2 separate regions of the Homo sapiens genome follow, and region 1 is linked to region 2. A link is a contact called in ENCODE Hi-C or POLR2A ChIA-PET data. All regions are on one chromosome and are shown on one strand. Each heading gives the region's core, a stretch centred on a gene start or an enhancer-like site at or near the end of the contact. The rest is flanking DNA. Distances are from core to core; before and after follow the strand shown.

Region 1 (5,267 bases), core at 40-2,539, 59 kb before region 2:
AAAAAATAAAAATAAAAATATTAGCCGGGGGTGGTGGTGCATGCTTATAATACTAGCTGCTTGGGAGGCCGAGGTGGGACGATTCTTTGAGCCTAGGAAGTTGAGACTTCAAGTGAGCTATGATTGGGCCACCGCACTCCAGTGTGAGTGACACAAAGAGACCCTGTCTCAATAAATAAATAGATAGACACATTATATAAGAATTTTTTTTTTTTTGGTGGGGGAAGCCCATAATGATCAGTGTGCAAAATTTACTACAAACAATATCCACATTTATTTCCTCATTGGGACATGATTTTTTTTAAGTATGTCATTACTTTTTTTTCCCCCATCATAGAATGTAATTTCTGTTTTACTGTCTACAGGTGATAGTTTCACAACGGTTTGGGATATGCTACCTTTATTGTTTGGGTTAAGTTTGCTTGTGACAGTCATCCGTGATACGTAACTAAACACCTCTCTTTCTGGTAGTCTTCTATTTTGGTACCTCTGTGTGAACAAATGTAGGAAGAGTTTGGTCACCAGACCCAAGAGGCTCTGGCTGGGTGGGGTGGGGTGGGGTGGGGCGGGGCGAGGCGGGGTGGGGTGGTTAGCGAGTGCCTGGGAAACAGGCTCAACTGATCCTTGTCCCGCAGCCTCGGTGAAACTGGGTTACAGCTTGCAGTAGGCACAACACCACGCACATACCTAAGCAAGAGCGTGTTGCAGGCGGAGCGCTTAGGCATGTGTGTCTCAACAGGGCGTGGGGGCTGACCTCACGCACTGGGAGTATCAAGGCACCCCCGTTCTGAGATTCCAAGCCTGAGGTGCCGCGAGAGTTATTTGCTTCTCTTGACGTTTCAAGTTGGCACCGTAGTGCAATTGTTTGCTCACTGAGGTCAGCCTAGGAAACAGTGCTTGGATTCCCTGATTAAGCCAGGCTTTATCTTGTTGAGTAGTTGTGAAGAGTAAACCTTCACATGAAGCATAGGGCCGTCTCCGTGGGGCCGATGCGACGGCAGGCGAAGGCGATGGAGCTCTGGCTCGAGGGCTTGGCCGGACGACGGTGACACTGGTCGCCCGCCTGCTGGAACTGCAGTGACCGAGGTCCTGGCAAGGTTCTGGCCATACAGCGGACTTGAGGCGTGGTGGTTCCCCTCACCGCCGGCCGGGGCGGTGTCGGAGGCGGGCATAGCGTGAGGGGTGGGAATAGGAGCCAATAAGAACTGAGCCTTGCCAGGGAGGGCGGGGCTAGGGGGTGGGGCTGCAGCCGGGACGGGGCCTTCGGCAGGGCCTGCGGGGGCGGGACGGAGCGGACCCGAGTGATACCCGGGAGACTAGCTTGGCCACAGGAGACAACGTTGAGGTACAGACAGGTAAGAGTCGGGGTGATTCGGCGCGGGGTTTTAAGCCGCAGGGGCTTCGGACTCTCGGGGCTGTCGGCATCACCCTTCTGGGCGTCGGGTGCGGGGCTGTGGCGCCGCGGCGTAGTCCTCGGACGGTGCGAGCCGAGCTGGCGGAGGTGGTGTCTCCGCGCCCCGCTGTCTCGGCACCTCCTCCGTCCGGAGGAGCAACCGGTTGTTGGGCCCAGCTTTGGGACGTCCTCTCGTGGCCGCACGGGTTGTGGCGGAGCCTGGCTGAAGACCTCCTCGCTACCTCAGGGGCTTGGGGACCCCTAGGCTGGGCGCCGCTCTCTGCTGGGGAAGAGGGAGGGAGCGCCCGGCAGCCTGGGGAAACGCGGGCTTTCTCCAAAATTAGCCAGTGAGCTTGAACTTCGACATGCTGGGACGATGCACTTCCAAACAATATTTTGCTTTTTTTGGTGTTTTGATTCTTAACAGCATCTAATACGCACAATACCGAAAGTTGTCAAGTAGAATTTTAATTTAAAAGTCTGACAGTGGAACACCTAAGAGCTTTTGAGTAACTAGAGCTGTATAGCAGCTGATGATTAGATTATGAGTCAAAAGGCTCAAGTCTAGGGCCAGAACCCGCGGAACCAGATGTGATACCTCGGCCAAATTAACTTCCTGGGCCTCTCTTTCCGTAACTGTGAAACTGGCAAGTTCATGCCTATGGGTATTCTCAGGGTCAAATCAGATGAGTGACAGTATTCTACAAATGTCAGATATTTGAACGTGCGTGTGGAGCGTGTATATTCTGTGAAGCAACTACTACTTGCCTGGTACATAGTAGGCACTTTACAAACGTTTACCCTAAAGCTAGTGATTCTTCTGCAGTGTTTTAGATAAAGTGATAGATCCTTGCTTACTGTGTAAATAAGTTGTTTAAACTTTTCCCACAAAGTGACCCCCATTGTTTGAGTGTGTCCTATTTTTAAATGATTGATGAAATTTTCTAGAATAGCACAGTGGTGTTATCTATACACTGTTGCTGAATCATTTACCGCGAAGTCTGTAGCAATCAAATAATCTACTTCTTTGTCTTAGCTAAATAGTTGTAGTTTAAGATACCTGCTAAAGTAAGCTGGGAATATTGTTCCAAATCAAGACTTTAATTTGTTTTTGTGAATTGACGGGCTGCTTATAGGAAGATTTAAATCTTCCAAAATATTGTTAATATATAGCCATATTTTTTCATACAGCCTTTATTATAGACGTTTTTGTTCTTTACTATGGATATGTGTGCGAGGGATTTTAGCGGGGAGATGGGAAATAAAAAAGAAAATGGCAGTTTTGTAACCTGTAGGCTTTTGCTGGGGATACTTGTAGGCCTGTTCTGAGTTTGCCAGGCAGAAACCAGGAAATGTAGTAATTATGTGTCTTGGTCTTTCATTAGTTGGGGTGTGTGTGTGTGTGTGTGTGTGTGTGTGTGTGTTGAATGTGGCAGTACGTTTTTTAAATGCAGCAATAAAGGAAGAATATTTATTTTTCTTAATGACAATAAGCAGTTTTCTAAAGCTGGAAATTATATTACTTTTAAATGGTCTGTAGTGAGTCTTAAGTTATAGGCAAGAATTTTAGACCACTGGATACCAAGATCAAATTAAATGAAGTAGTAGAGGGAAAGTTACTAGTGAATGTAATTTTTGTGTGTGTTGCTTTAGAAGTTTTACTTAAACATGTTTCAGCAATTCAGTGGAGGATGGGTCTTTTGAAGCTACTTTAAAACATGAGTTTTAAACGTACTCCATGTATAAATTTTTCTGTGATTTACAATTTCTTGATCTTGGAGGTCTGAAACCTTACATTCACATTGTTTTTTGAGGGCCTACTACACAATAGGCACAAGATTATATTTATGTAAGAGCAGTATGTAATTCCTGTCATCTAGGAGATTCCATTCTACCAAGTGGGCTAAAATAAGTACTGAAAAAACAAAAGCTGTTTTTAAAGCGGATGGTAACAATAACAACATCAGCTATCATTCATTGGTACCTAGTCTGTGCCAGGCAGTATTCTAAATTCTTTACATGTATTAGCTTACTTAATCCTCACAACAGCACCATGAGGGATGTTATTATGATTATCTCATTAAGAGGCATAGAGAGGTTGAGTAACTTGCCCATGATTAGACAACCTAGATAGCAAAAGTAGGATTCAAATCAGTCATTCTCCAAGGACCTGATTGTAACCTTTGCGCTATACTGAGTTTCAAATTCTGTGAGTGAGATACAAATGACATCTAATAGGTATTTTAAAAAGAGGTCTATAAAAAACTATTTCAAAAAGAAGGAAAGAAAGAGGAAAAAATAAACTGGTATTGCAATACCAGTTTTATTGCAATTAAAACGATGTAATTATAGTTTATCTGTGGGAACCCTTTTTTTGTTATTGTTGCCAGTGAATGACATGGGGATGATTCTAAGCTCTCAGTCCCTCAGTAACAACAGTTATGGCATTATCTTAACAATATGAGGTGCTTATTTTTCATTAAAAAGCACCTCATAACTTCTTTCATTAAGAAGTTAAAAATATCTGTTCTCAGACTGTAAATTAAGTATTAGATTCAAGAAGAGAAAATGCTTCCCTGTCTTTAAGAAGCTTATAACCCAACATGTAAATAAGGCTCTACAATTTCAGCATGATAAGAGCTGTAAAGAAGTATAGATTTAGGTACGTTTGAAGAGTTGCAAGAAAAAGAAAGAAGTATAGATAGAATTTAACCACTGATGAGGAAAAATCATTCTGCGTGTGGTAGGGAGGACGATTAGAGAGAAGATATTAAATTTGGCTTTGAAGGATGAATAGGAGTTTGCTGAAATTGGGTCAGGAAACAGGAGATATGAATGAAAACCAGGGATAAGTGTGCAAGTATATGGTATGTTTGAGGAATGTGTTGTAGTCCATTGTACTGAAGGCCAGGGTGTGTAGAAATGGGTGGTTTGGCTAAAGGAGATGGTGCCTGGAAATAAGATGAAAAAATAAAATTGCAAAGCTTCCTTGCTGATTGCATTAGGATCACTAAAATTGCTAGGTAATGTGGTATTTCACTTCCCTTCATTTGGAACAATGAAATGAGTAATTAGTTCAGTTTGGCAGAATGTTTCACTAAAAAATATGGTGTTAAAGGTACTTTTAATACTTTGAAGTACAAGATATAAGATAACATTACAGACTTAGGTAAGTAAAAAGTTAAGATTTAGGGCCAGGCGTGGTGGCTCATGCCTGTAATCCCAGCACTCTGGGAGGCCAAGGCAGGTGGATCAAGAGGTCAGGAGATCGGGAGCATCCTGGTCAACATGGCGAAACCCCATCTCTACTAAAATACAAAAATTATACGGGTGTGGTGGCGTGTGCCTGTAATCCCAGCTACTTGGGAGGCTGAGGCAGGAGAATCATTTGAACCAGGGAGTCAGAGGTTGCGGTGAGCTGAGGTCGTGCACCTGCACTCCAGCCTGGCAACAGAGTGAGACTGTCTTTAAAAAAAAAAGTTATGATTCAGAAAAAGAGGGAAAAAAGTCTTCTGATGCTAGGTCTTGAAGAGCCAGAGTATCGTGCTAAGGACTTTGGACTTGATTCTAAAGACAATGGAGAGCCAGTGAAGGATTTTAGATATAGGTGTTTAGGAAAGATAAGCTGAAAATGGTTTGGAGGCTGAATTGGATGAAGAGAGACAAAAGGTAGGGAGATAAGTTAGGAGGCTGTTGCTATTGAAATAGTCCAGATAAGGGAGGATAGGGGCCTGGAGTAGGAAAATAGTAATAGGGATGGAGAGGAGAGGATAGATAGTGAAGGTGTAGAATTTGACAGGGCTTTAAAATCAATTGGCTCAAAAGAGGAACAGAAAAGTAAATGACTTAGTTTTTTAGCTTGGAAAACTGTTTG
Region 2 (5,484 bases), core at 2,089-4,588:
CATTTTCCTCCTTAAGCTTTTGTCTGTATATCAACAATGCCTAATACAATAGATAATTATATTTACCTACTGTGAAGTCCCTGCTAGAGTTTACTGAATATATTCCAACCTAAATATTTCTTCAGTTTTTTTTTTTTTTTTCAAGACAGAGTCTCACTCTGTCACACAGGCTGGGGTGCAATGATGCAAACATGGCTCACTGCAGCCTCAACCTCCTGGGTTCAAGCGATCCTCCCACCAGAGCCTCCTGAGTAGCTGGGACCACAGGCTCATGCCCACCACACCTGGCTAATTTTTAATTTTTCGTAGAGACAAAATCTCACCATGTTGCCAGGCTGGTCTTGAATTCCTGGGCTCAAGCGATCCTTCTGCCTTGGCCTCCGAAAATGCTGGGATTATAGGTATGAGCCACCATACCTGGCCCTAAATATTTCTTAACTTTCAGTTTTCAGGTATTACAAAATGACTTATCAGCCTTCTTCAATTCTGTCATTATAATTTTGTGTGTTGAAGTCTCATATTAAAAGAGGACAATCTGGTACTTTTTCGATCCCTGTGGATTCTCAGTAGATTTTTCTCTTGGCTCATAATCCCACTAACCTTCATTCATTGTCTTAGAATACACATCATCAAAACCCATAGATGTGAATATATTAAGCCAATTAAGTGATCTTTTATAAGGGCTTTTCCAGTTATATTGCCTTTTCTCCCTTTCTTCTCTCTTTTCTTTCTTTCCAAACACTTCCTAAGTTTCTAAGAGATACCTGGTACTAAGACTATAGATAGGACCAGGAGCTCACAGTGTTTATTTCTTTCTCTGAATAATATTTTATAGTCACACTATACTTTTTGTCATGGTGGTTAATTTTGAGTTATAAAACATATGTAATATGCAATATTTAAATAAGCATTTTTTCTGTAACATCTCTTATGTGTCTTTCCCACCTATCTTAAGAATAGGCAGCATTTATTTTAATGTTCTCTTATTCCTTATTATAAAATGAAAAGCCAGAGTTTTCCAAACCTCCTCCTTGCACACCTAGAAAATTTCATGTGCACGCAAATACATTTTCTACACAAATACTCTTACACTATTCAGACTTTGTATGCCTGCCTTTTTAAAAAAGCTTAATTAATGTACTTCAGAGCTCTTTCAGTATCAACACATAGAGATCCACATAGCTGTACTGTATTTCATTGCATAGATGTAAAATTTTATTTAGCTAGTAGACAGTTTAGTTGTTTCTAACCTTTTATTTAACCTGTGGATATTTAAAAGTGTGTGTGTCTACATAAAAATCTTCAAACAATGCTGCAAATGCATCTTTTACTTATATTTCTATATAAGACTATTTTTGTAGAATAAGTTCCTAGCAGTGAGCTTAATCAAAGAACATATGGATTTAAAATGTTGGCCAGGCATGGTGGCTCACACCTGTAACTCCAGCACTTTGGGAGGCTGAGGCGGGTGGATCACTTGACCCCAGGAGTTTGAGACTAGCCTGGGCAACATGACGAAACCCCGTCTCTACAAAAAATACAAAAATTAGCTGGGTGGCTGGGTGCGGTGGCTCATGCCTATAATCCCAGCACTTTGGGAGGCCAAGATGGGCAGATCACGAGGTCAGGAATTCAAGACCAGCCTGACCAACACGGTGAAACCCTGTCTCTACTAAAAATATAAAAATTAGCCCAGTGTGGCGGCACACGCCTGTAATCCCAGCTACTCAGGAGGCTGAGGCAGGAGAACTGCTTGAACCCTGGAGGTGGAGGTTGTAGTGAGCCGAGATTGTGCCACTGCACTCCAGCCTGGGCGACAGAGTGAGACTCTGTCTCAAAAAAAAAAAAAAAAATTAGCTGGGTGTGGTGGCACACGCCTGTAGTCCCAGCCTACTCTGGAAGCTGAGGTAGGGGGGATCAGTTGAGTCCGGGAGGCAGAGGTTGCAGTGAGCCAAGATTGTGCCACTGCACTGTAGCCTGTGCAGCAGAGTGAGACCCTGTCTCAAAAAAAAAAAAAAAAAATTTATAACTGCTGCCAAATTGTCCCACAAACAGATTGTAACAGCTTGTTTCTACAAACATCATTTGAAAATACCTCTTTCCCCATAATCTTCATCAATAAATACTATGCTTTATTAAAGCTTTTTATGGCAATATCATGGTTGAAAATGTATGTCTTGTTTATTGTTTTAATTTACATTTATTTCGTTATGAATTTGGGCAGTTTTCATGTTTATCAACAACTTATAAATCTTTTTCTATGAATTGCCTATTCCCACCCTTTATTCCTTTTTCTGTTGTGCTTTTTCTTCTTGATTTGTAACAGTTCTTTGAATATTAAGAAACTTAGCCTTGTGTCTGCAATGTGTTTACAAATATTTTCCCAGTTTATTGTTCACTTTTTGAGTTTAATACTGATTTTTAAATTAGATACAAGTTTATATAATCAAATTTCACTTATGACTTCTAGGCCTTATTTTTTCCCTTTCTTTGTATTTCTATTTTGCTTTAACTTTTCAAACTTAATCTAGAAATGTTTTATTTTAAAAGCTGCTTTGTGTGTGTGTGTGTGTGTGTGTGTGTGTGTGTGTGTGTTGCCTGTGCTCTCAGAATTATACAAAAACACTCCCTTGGGAAAACAAGATAGCCCCTTGTCCCCAAAATACTTAAAATCGGATTGGGGAAAGTAAGAATAGTTCAAAGCAGTATGAGTACTGTGAGAATTTGGAGTAAAGATCCATATGGACTAGAAGTAGTTTAGAGGCACTTAGAGGCACCATAGAAGAGGTAGGCTGACTTGGTAATATCTCTCTCCTAGTTCTCATGTTTTCCTGTTATTCTAAATTTATAGTCTGGTTGGTGTTTAGATTCTTGTTTAGCCCTGTTGGTGTTTGCCTTTGATACTCTATTTGGAATATACAAACAACTATGTGGATATAGAAATAGAATCCACTCTGAACTAGACTCTTAAAACTGGTCTGAAATGCAATTAGTTTCTAGAATTAGGGATGAGAGGGGAGCCGAGGAGTGAAGTAGGGTATGGGAAGAAGATGTAGTAGAGGAGTTTCCTCTTTGAGCTTTTTACTCTCTTTTGGTAACTATCCCAACTTGATACAACCAAGTGGTTTGGAGAAAGGCTCAGCAGCTTTATTATTCCTTACTCCAAGTCCCCAGGTTTGTGGGTTTACATTGTTCTCATCCTCATGTACTTCCTACTGTTGGACAATACAAATGGAAACTCCTTCTCTCTTTTCAGGTGAAACCAGTGGGAACGAAAGTGATGCCGAGTATCTGCCAAAGAGTGAGTGAGTCAATGGGGCTGCTCCCGTTGTTGTGATGATCATGGGTTAGGTGGAGTGGCACCTACCTTTGTGACTAAGCATGTTTTTTCCCACATGAAGTTCCATTTTGTAGATGATTTCCTTATTTTCAGAGCCTGTTGAGGTTTGGAGAATTAAACAGTCAGAATTAAACACTGTCAGATGTTTGACAGCATTTAAAGTCTCCCATAGTGGAGTGAGGCAAAACAGTATGGTTCTTATGATGGAATATTCTTAGGGGAGCGGCAGAGAGCTGCATGTCCAGACATATATGCAGTAGTTTCCTGGCAGCCAAAACAGAGTGTGTGAATCATCCTCTGAGCAGTAAATATCTGATTTTTTTTTTTTTTTTTTGAGACGGAGTCTCCCTCTGTCACTCAGGCTGGAGTGCAGTGGCGCAAGCTCGGCTCACTGCAACCTCTGCCTCCCGGGTTCAGGCAATTCTCCTGCCTCAGCCTCCTGAGTAGCTGGGATTATAGGCATGTGCCACCACGCCAAGCTAATTTTTGTATTTTTAGTAGAGATGGGGTTTCACCATATTGGTCAAGCTGGTCTCGAACTCCTGACCTCGTTGATCTGCCTGCCTTGGCCTCCCAAAGTGCTGGGATTACAGGCGTGAGCCACCGCACCCAGCCAAATGTCTGATTTTTTATAGCCACTCAAGTGTAATTATTTAAGTAACTTTGATATCTCTGACATTGAAAAAGGAAATATCTATTTGTTATTTATAGGCATTTATATTCCAGATTATTGTGCTGTTTACTTTCTAGTAGAATATAGAATGCACCATGCATTTCTGACTCTCTTTGTCCAAGCACTTCATGGTGCCTTCATCCTTCATCTAACGATGATGCTTTCTAGTTATCACAGCAAGTTATCTACTTCCTATTTAAGTGACTGTCATACTAAGCCATGGAAAAAGTAGAAGACATGCATTATCAAAGCTGAGTACAGGGCAGTTCCAGTTCCTAATCTGACACCCTAATTTTATGATTAATAGTCTTGTGCTCCCTCCACTGGCCTGAATTGCTTTAGGTGTTTGATTCTGTAGCCTGACTGAAGGTGAAATTTAATAATCATCAGGTTCAGCCTAGATGTGTGAAGATGACTAATTTAGGGCTGTTACTACTGAGAAACAGGACCTAAAATTTTCTTGACTTGAACTCAGCCCTTTGAGGTAAGTAAAGCTTTGACTAGAGCACTGAATGTACTGGATAATTCCGGGGAGCCATTCCAGGATGCATTTTTTAAAAATGCTCTTAATATTTTGATCTATAGTATAACTTCTTTTGGGACAGAATGCATTGTATCAAAAAGAAAGGAAAGACAATTAGAGGTTGAGTCTATCAGTGGCTCGGAATTATACATAAGCAAATCACTGGGACGTGTAGACTATTTTTTCTGCAAGTCCACAGTTTCCTTCAGTGGGGACCACCCCAGATTGCTCAAAATTTAGAGATAAATGAGAATAGAGGATAGATGCTATCCAGTTTTAATTGGTATTGCTATGACTGTTTAAATAGTATGCTTCCATAATTTTATTCTTTTAAGAAAGTCAGCTAATGGATGTCTTCTTCCACTTAATTTTTTTCTCTTGTGTGTAGCACCATTTACTGATACAAGTATATATTCATTGTTAGTAATATGTGGCAAGGAGAGAAGGGAACTGGACAGTTTCTTCAATGTGAGGAAAATTTTTATTTTAATTTATCAAACTCCCCCTTTCTGTACTTAGGACTGAATTATTTTATCAGATCTCTGCCCCCTGCCCCGTGCCACCTGGCACCCTGTGATTTCATGGCATTCCCAGCAGTAGCATCTGTTGTCAGTCTAGCGCTTTTTCGTGACATTTTCCATGTGTCCTGGTTTGATGCCATGAAAGATGGGATAGCATAGATTATTTGTTGGGACATACATAAGTATTGGTTGGGACATGGAATGTCAGTCCCACTGCTGGCCAGAAGTGGAGTGAGGCCCCTGCACACTTGTGAGGGTCTGCACTTCTTCCCCCTAGTATGTCACAGCCTTAACAGGTATGTCTATGTGGCAGATGCTGGTTATTCAACATTCATTCAGCAGTGACTGTGTGAAGATTAATCCTATGTGGGTCATGACCTCTGGATGCTGAAAGGAAGGTAGGGCTACAGAGAAAAAAACATTTCTC

Evidence for each region. A loop is a pair of places that touch in the nucleus more often than their neighbours do. ChIA-PET counts read pairs that join two places held with the same protein, here RNA polymerase II (POLR2A). Pooled maps may share reads with other maps.
Region 1: a loop to region 2 is called in a map of mammary epithelial cell, with 11 times the contacts of the local background. The contact joins the promoter of DENND2C here to the enhancer-like site in region 2. A Hi-C loop is called at or near these places in 11 of 168 maps with a recorded cell type or tissue (Calu3, DLD1, IMR-90 and 7 more) and 2 of 50 pooled maps. POLR2A ChIA-PET finds 5 or more read pairs at or near these places in 8 of 52 experiments (A673, AG04449, GM12878 and 5 more).

What each region holds. Positions count from the first base shown.
Region 1 is chr1:114,666,071-114,671,337 of GRCh38, reverse strand. It overlaps DENND2C (DENN domain containing 2C), which reads left to right and starts at 1,289. Exons shown (of 21, transcript NM_001256404.2): 1 at 1,289-1,355. LOC124904354 (a long non-coding RNA gene) reads right to left here and starts at 927. Exons shown (of 2, transcript XR_007066465.1): 1 at 688-927; 2 at 384-489. RefSeq lists an enhancer at 916-1,075 and a silencer at 1,196-1,285.
Region 2 is chr1:114,608,890-114,614,373 of GRCh38, reverse strand. DENND2C (DENN domain containing 2C) reads left to right here. Exons shown (of 21, transcript NM_001256404.2): 9 at 3,257-3,301. Among named protein-coding and RNA genes, the nearest start is that of BCAS2, 30 kb to the right of the region's middle. Within about 2 kb of position 3,338, at least 2 of the 41 ENCODE cell types and tissues checked have a DNase peak (open chromatin) inside an H3K27ac peak, as active enhancers do; they include PC-3 and mammary epithelial cell, where a contact is called at or near this core.